Linked DNA regions of Homo sapiens: region 1 is linked to region 2. Evidence: chromatin loops called from intact Hi-C (ENCODE). Cell type or tissue: breast epithelium. All regions are shown on one strand. Links, peaks and the distances in the headings refer to the core of each region. The heading gives the core; the rest is flanking DNA. Region 1 has its middle 13 kb from the start of G6PC2. Region 2 overlaps NOSTRIN (nitric oxide synthase trafficking).

Region 1 (2,920 bases), core at 178-2,677, 69 kb after region 2:
GTCTATTTTTTTAAAGTTAACAGTAGAAAAGATCTATAAGAAGCAACGACTCCAGAAATTTCTGCCAAATGACAGAAATTCACGAGAAGATTCTAAGACTTAGAAGTGCTTCATTTTCGGCTCTGTAAAGGACGAATGCAGTTTATGCCAAATTTGAGGCAGGTCTGGTGTGGAGTACTAATTACTGTCTGCTATCCTTTGAGGGAGAGCACAGTAATGACTCAGATGAAATCACTTCTCATTTCTTTTGGCAGCATAGAAGTAATTGCTCTAAAGGAGGGGAAAAGCTTCAACGATTAAGGTTATAAAAGTTAGCATAAAACCGATTGTCTTCTGTTCTGAATTTTTAAATTTCTTAGTTTTTCTTTTTTTCTAATGTTTTGCCATGTGATTTCTGAAGAGAATCTGTCCTCAGTTCAAAAACCATGATATTTCCCCAAAGAACAATATGTTCTGAAGGAGCTGCCAGGACAGGGGCAGGTAATGAGTGAAGGCAGCAGCTGCGGTCCCGCCGAACGGGACTCCTGGCGCAGCGCGGGGAGGAACGTAGGCGCTGGCAGCACAGCAGCCCGTTTCTGGCGCTGGCCAAGTGGAAACTGAAGCGGCCTCCCTGGGAGGATCTGGGTGCGCTGCAGGGGGAGCAGGCCATCTGTGTGCCTGGAAAAGAAACCCAGCACTACCGAAGACAAAGAAGAGCTTCTTTACTCTCGCACTCACCTACCCCTGTACGTCAACTGAGCCGATCACACTCTAATTCCTGTTCAAAGAGTTGGCTTTTTCCAGGATTCAGGCTTTGTCTGATGAACAGCATGGACCGGATTGTCATCTGTGCTCATACATCCTGCTGCTAATAGAAGATGGGCACTATCTTCCACCCGCCCCGCCCCGCCCCGCCCCCTTGCCTCCAGGCTCAGTAATTCTGCATCAAAAACATTTCTACATAATCATTCCTTTCTTTTTTTTTTTAAGCAATTGTTCAAATAAAAAAATGGTAGAGCTCTTGCTATATTTCTAGATGAAAACTGCATTGACTTAACAAAATAAAAATAAATGTTCCTGTCTGAGTTTTGGAGATGTGTGTGTGTGTGTGTGTGTGTGCGTGTGTGTGTGTATCTTATTCTCTTAGCTTTGGAATGCTGATGCCCTGCTCACCCTGGCCAAGCAAGAGGTTGCGCCACAGGTCCACATGTGGATCCCAGAGGAAGTCAGAATGCAGGTAGGCAGGTGCCAGGAAATTCAAAGGCAGATCGATGTACAAAGGCCTTCGTGGAGTTTAGCAACCAGCATCCTGGACTGGAGTCATCAGAACTACATTCTAGCCTGGCCCTGCATCTAACCACTAAAACTCCAGAAGGCCATTTAGTGTTGGTGGCCTCAGTTTACCCAGTTCTCAACTGAGGAGTTTAGTATGGGGTTAAAATGGAAGGTTCATTCACGGTGTGATATTCTTCAACTCTGAGGGTCTCATTCAGTCCAACATATTGTGCTTTGTCTCTCCAACCAGCTCCTCTATTTTGTTTGCTCTTTGTGAAGCACTATCTTCACAGAAGGCTTTCAGATGTATTGTTAATTTTTTTGTGAAGTGGAGCAAGAAGGTGATAAGACCCTGGCTAATGTGTTTTGATACTGTTTTAATTTTAGTTACATGCAATGAACAAGGCTATAACTTCTACAAAGCACTCTGTTTTGAAATGTGCTACTTTATTAAACAATTTTGGACCAGTCTTTAAAACATTCGATTCTAATTAGAATCTGAATTTTATAGCAATAAAAAAGTACATGGAGAGATAATTTAACTGATGTTATGGGGCAAAATTATTAACGTGAGAATAGCCATAGACTTCCTGCTATGCTATCTTGCAACAGAAATCCTATAATTAAATTCCAACTCCAGTTCCCCTTTCTCAACATCCTAAAGAAGAAATTCTTGCTGGAAGAGATACTAAGCAGATCACATAATAATAGGCTGAATGAGAAGAAAGGAAGGAGAGGGAAACTTGGCTTTGTGGGAGGTAAGGTTGGAGAGCTTACATGACGGAGCTGAATGAGGAAAGTGACTAGAGTTTTGACACAGCATTTTAGTAAGTTTATTGTGGAGTAATTACGGATTTCTCAAAGACATAAAGATAAAATTTACTTTTTAATTTTTTATGGCTGTTGAAATGTGCTTCCTGAATGAAACACAACTCTGACACCAAGTTACATGATGCCAGGCTTTTTGAGGATGAACAAAATTAGAAATCCAGATCCAAAAAGCTTCTAAAATCTCCACGGACTTAACTAGGGCCCTTTCTGTCCATGCTTGTCTTTTAACTCACCCACCCACCAGACCAGAATGTATTAAATGCCTTCAGCTGCTGGAGATGCAAGGGTGAGTTCAATATAGGCTCTTCCCTGGGGGGAGGCCTCCATTGATTCTGGGCTCACTTGCAACAGATCTGGGTGGACTCCAGGGATACCTCTGGCCTGTGGACTTGAAGAATTGGTTTGTGACTATTTCCAGCTATAAATTAACTGGGAACTTTACTCCCCATTTCTTCTAACCCATCCTTTTTCAAATTCATCCTTTCTTGAACCACTTTTTCTTCCCACCTCTGGCATATCCTGTCAAAGGGATCTAGATTGTTCCCAGTCTAACATCAATTTTATCACGTGAAAGGATGAGAAAGCATATTCAAAAAACACTAAGTGCCTAAAGTAAAAGCTTCCTTCATTTAAAGCAGGGCATGTGCAATGTTCCAGGAAAGAAAGAGCTGCCAGGACACCCATCCAGTGATATCGTCTTTCCATGGCAGTGATACTAGGTAAAAAAGACCGATTCCTCCTTTCACTGAATATTTTTGGAATATCTCTAGATATAATGATCATATTTGAAGATCATTTAAGAATGCATTAATACTTCAATATTGTGTTATTTTCT
Region 2 (2,920 bases), core at 304-2,803:
AACTTCAAAAAGTGCTGTCAAAGTGAAGCGTAAATTAAGGCTTAAGTGTTAGGTGCTTCAAAATTAGTTTTAGGCATGAGTGATGACTCATACAGTGATCGCTTATGGAGGTCAGGCATCGTGTTAGGCACTGGAGATACAGAGCATTGAATAAAGTAACATCTCAATGCTTGAGATGTGTACATCTCAGTGGCAAAAGTAGACACATAAAGAAGGAATTGTGGCAAATTATCTGATAATAATGGGCAAAATATGTCAGCAAGCACATCACAAAAGGAGAAATCAAAATCATCGATAAGCCTATGAAACAATGCTAGATTATTTGGCAAAAATTAGAACTTGACAATATCAAGTGTTGGTAAGGATGTTAGGAAACAAGAATTATTGTACCCCTGTAGGGGGAATAATTTAATGATATTTAGTGAAACTAAAATAAGCATGTACTTACTGCAGCAGTTCCCTTTTTAGGCATATATCCTACAGAAAAATGTACATTTGTACTCCAAGAGTGATGCACAAGAATGTTTATGGGAGAATTGTTTATAATTGCATGTGAGAAAAAACTGTACGCAATCTTCATATCCATCAAGAGAAGAATTACTCTTCAAATATGCTCGCATTTGGAAAGTGAACTAATATCCATCAATGAAAAGTTAATTAAAACTATATTTAAACATGAATTAACCTCGAAAAACATGATGTTGAGGAAAAGAAATATACCACTTACACAATCTGTGTAAATCAACATTCTTTTAAACTCATGCGCAAACTATACTGAGTTTATATGTGTGTGTTTGTAAACTTATACATGGGGACTGTCCCTGTGTTCAGTGACAGAAATGGAGCCCATGGTGGGAATACAACAGAACTGCCAGAAACAGCCACGCAGCTTATGCACGGCCCCTGGTGAAGCAGTACAACCCCAGGCTCTACATAAATATGACCAAATTAAATAACTATCAATTCTGGAGAGTAAGAACATGAATATTTTGGTTTTATTTTTCCCCACCTGTTTTAAGTTTAAAAAAAAAATGTTTAAAGCAGATACAATTGGAGAAAGCCATGATCTGATGGCCAGCCTGGAACAAGTACTTGGTGCTCAGTGCTCCTCTTTTAGGCTGTGCTAAGCACATTCATGTGTTTCTGTTTTGTATTAATCATGACATTATGAGAACATTGAGGCTGGAAAGATGAAGCAATGAGCCTGAGATGGTTTAAGATTCAGCCTGGGCGGCACGCCTGTAATCCCAGCACTTTGGGAGGCAGAGGCGGGCGGATCAAGAGGTCAGGAGATCGAGACCATCCTGGCTAACACGGCGAAACCCCGTCTCTACTAAAAATAGAAAAAATTAGCCGCGCGTGGTGGCGGGCGCCTGTTGTCCCAGCTACTCGGGAGGCTGAGGCAGGAGAATGGCGTGAACCCGGGAGGCAGAGCTTGCAGTGAGCCGAGATCATGCCACTGCACACTAGCCTAGGCGACAGAGCAAGACTCCGTCTCAAAAAGAAAAAAAAAAAAAGATTCAGCCTGGACCTCTGCATTATGCTCCTGCCCCATTGAAAACTGGGAGAGCAAAGGCTATATGGCAGGCGGAAACCCAACGGCTGCATTTACATCTCTTGCAATTCAACCACTCAGAGCAGGATAGATGCAGAATTAGAGAAGAAAGGGGAAATTAAAGGAGAGATGAAAACTTGGGTCAAAGAGGGGAACAAATGAGAAAAAATTCCTTAATTTACACCTTTGAACATAAGCTCCGGGTACTCTCTTGGTTTATGCTAGATAGATTTTAGATGAAGGTGATGAGAAAAGGTCAGGGATTTAAATTCTAACTTGATTCATTTGAAATCTGGCTCTGCAACCTGGGCTCTGATCTTGCCTCACCTCACCTCATCACTTCCTGATGAAGCCGTGGTCTTTCCACTGAGGTCAGCTTCCTTGGATGGCCCTGTTAGGAGATGGGAGAGACATTTCTGCTCCCACTCCATCTTCCAGGCACCCACCCTTCAAGGGCTATGAGAAAAATATTTCACCTCAGTGTCTCTATCCTCATCACCCTTCTACCTACATCGCAGCAATGGGAGATAAATGGGTCCTACCTGGTGTAGCTGATAACTAGCTTGCCTTCTTCAATATATGTTAGGGAAGGCTATGATTATCTTCATTATCAGAAGCTCTTGCTACGCCTCTCCTTCATCTCAGTTTCCTTTCCTCCTGTTAAGATCCTCTACATGTTTCCCCTACAACCACCACTCCCCCTTCTCAGCATTCCCAGTGTTTATGTTGAAGCATCATGGAAATTATCTCTTTTCTTACAGTCTTCCTGATGGTAACAAGGTATACATTCATTTACATTTCAAAAGGCATCTTTCAACTTCAGCTCTAAAAATATTTAAGACCTAGTTTTAGTTTTTTTCTTCCTTTTTTTTTTTTTTTTTGTTAGAATCCAAGTCACATGGAATATCTACTCATCATAATGTCCTTGAGGAAGAGCATTTTCTTTCTCCCCTCTTGTATCCTGGATTTTTGCTACCTCTATGCTGGAGGCCACCAGTGTTTCAGTCCGTGTCCTTTTTAGTTCATACAGCTTCTCCTACCCCACCTTCCTCTGAGTTCTCTCCTGCCTCCTGAGAGCCATCTCAAGCCCATTAGCCACAACGTGAGACGACTTCTGTCCAGTCACTCTTGCTTCACTTGAACCCTCAATAATGATGCCCTTAGTTGGTATTTCCTGGGCTTGTGTATACTCAGTCTATACCAGAAGGTCATTGACTCACATATTACTCTATGTATGCCATATTTTGTGTATGTTTATGGCACTCAAGTGTCAAATGTTAGATTCATGAAGACATATAACAAAAACAGCCTGAATTGACTCAAAGAGGAATTTTATTATAAGTGTGAGAGATGGAAATGGGACAG

What was found. A loop is a pair of places that touch in the nucleus more often than their neighbours do. Peaks named below come from ENCODE experiments on the same cell type or tissue, not always from the same donor. Only the 100,000 strongest peaks of a DNase experiment are listed, where the experiment ranks them.
Region 1: a loop joins it to region 2, with 19 times the contacts of the local background. A loop is called at or near these places in 4 of 110 quality-filtered maps.

What each region holds. Positions count from the first base shown.
Region 1 is chr2:168,912,479-168,915,398 of GRCh38, forward strand. It overlaps a transcript of ABCB11 not described here. Among named protein-coding and RNA genes, the nearest start is that of G6PC2, 13 kb to the left of the region's middle. RefSeq lists enhancers at 35-570, 571-1,105. In breast epithelium, for the core only: no CTCF peak of the experiment used is centred there; DNase peaks (open chromatin) are centred at 543 and 1,193; H3K4me3 peaks cover 805 bases; H3K27ac peaks cover 1,175 bases.
Region 2 is chr2:168,843,372-168,846,291 of GRCh38, forward strand. The region is part of intron 8 of NOSTRIN (nitric oxide synthase trafficking); the gene reads left to right. Among named protein-coding and RNA genes, the nearest start is that of NOSTRIN, 42 kb to the left of the region's middle. In breast epithelium, for the core only: no CTCF peak of the experiment used is centred there; no DNase peak of the experiment used is centred there.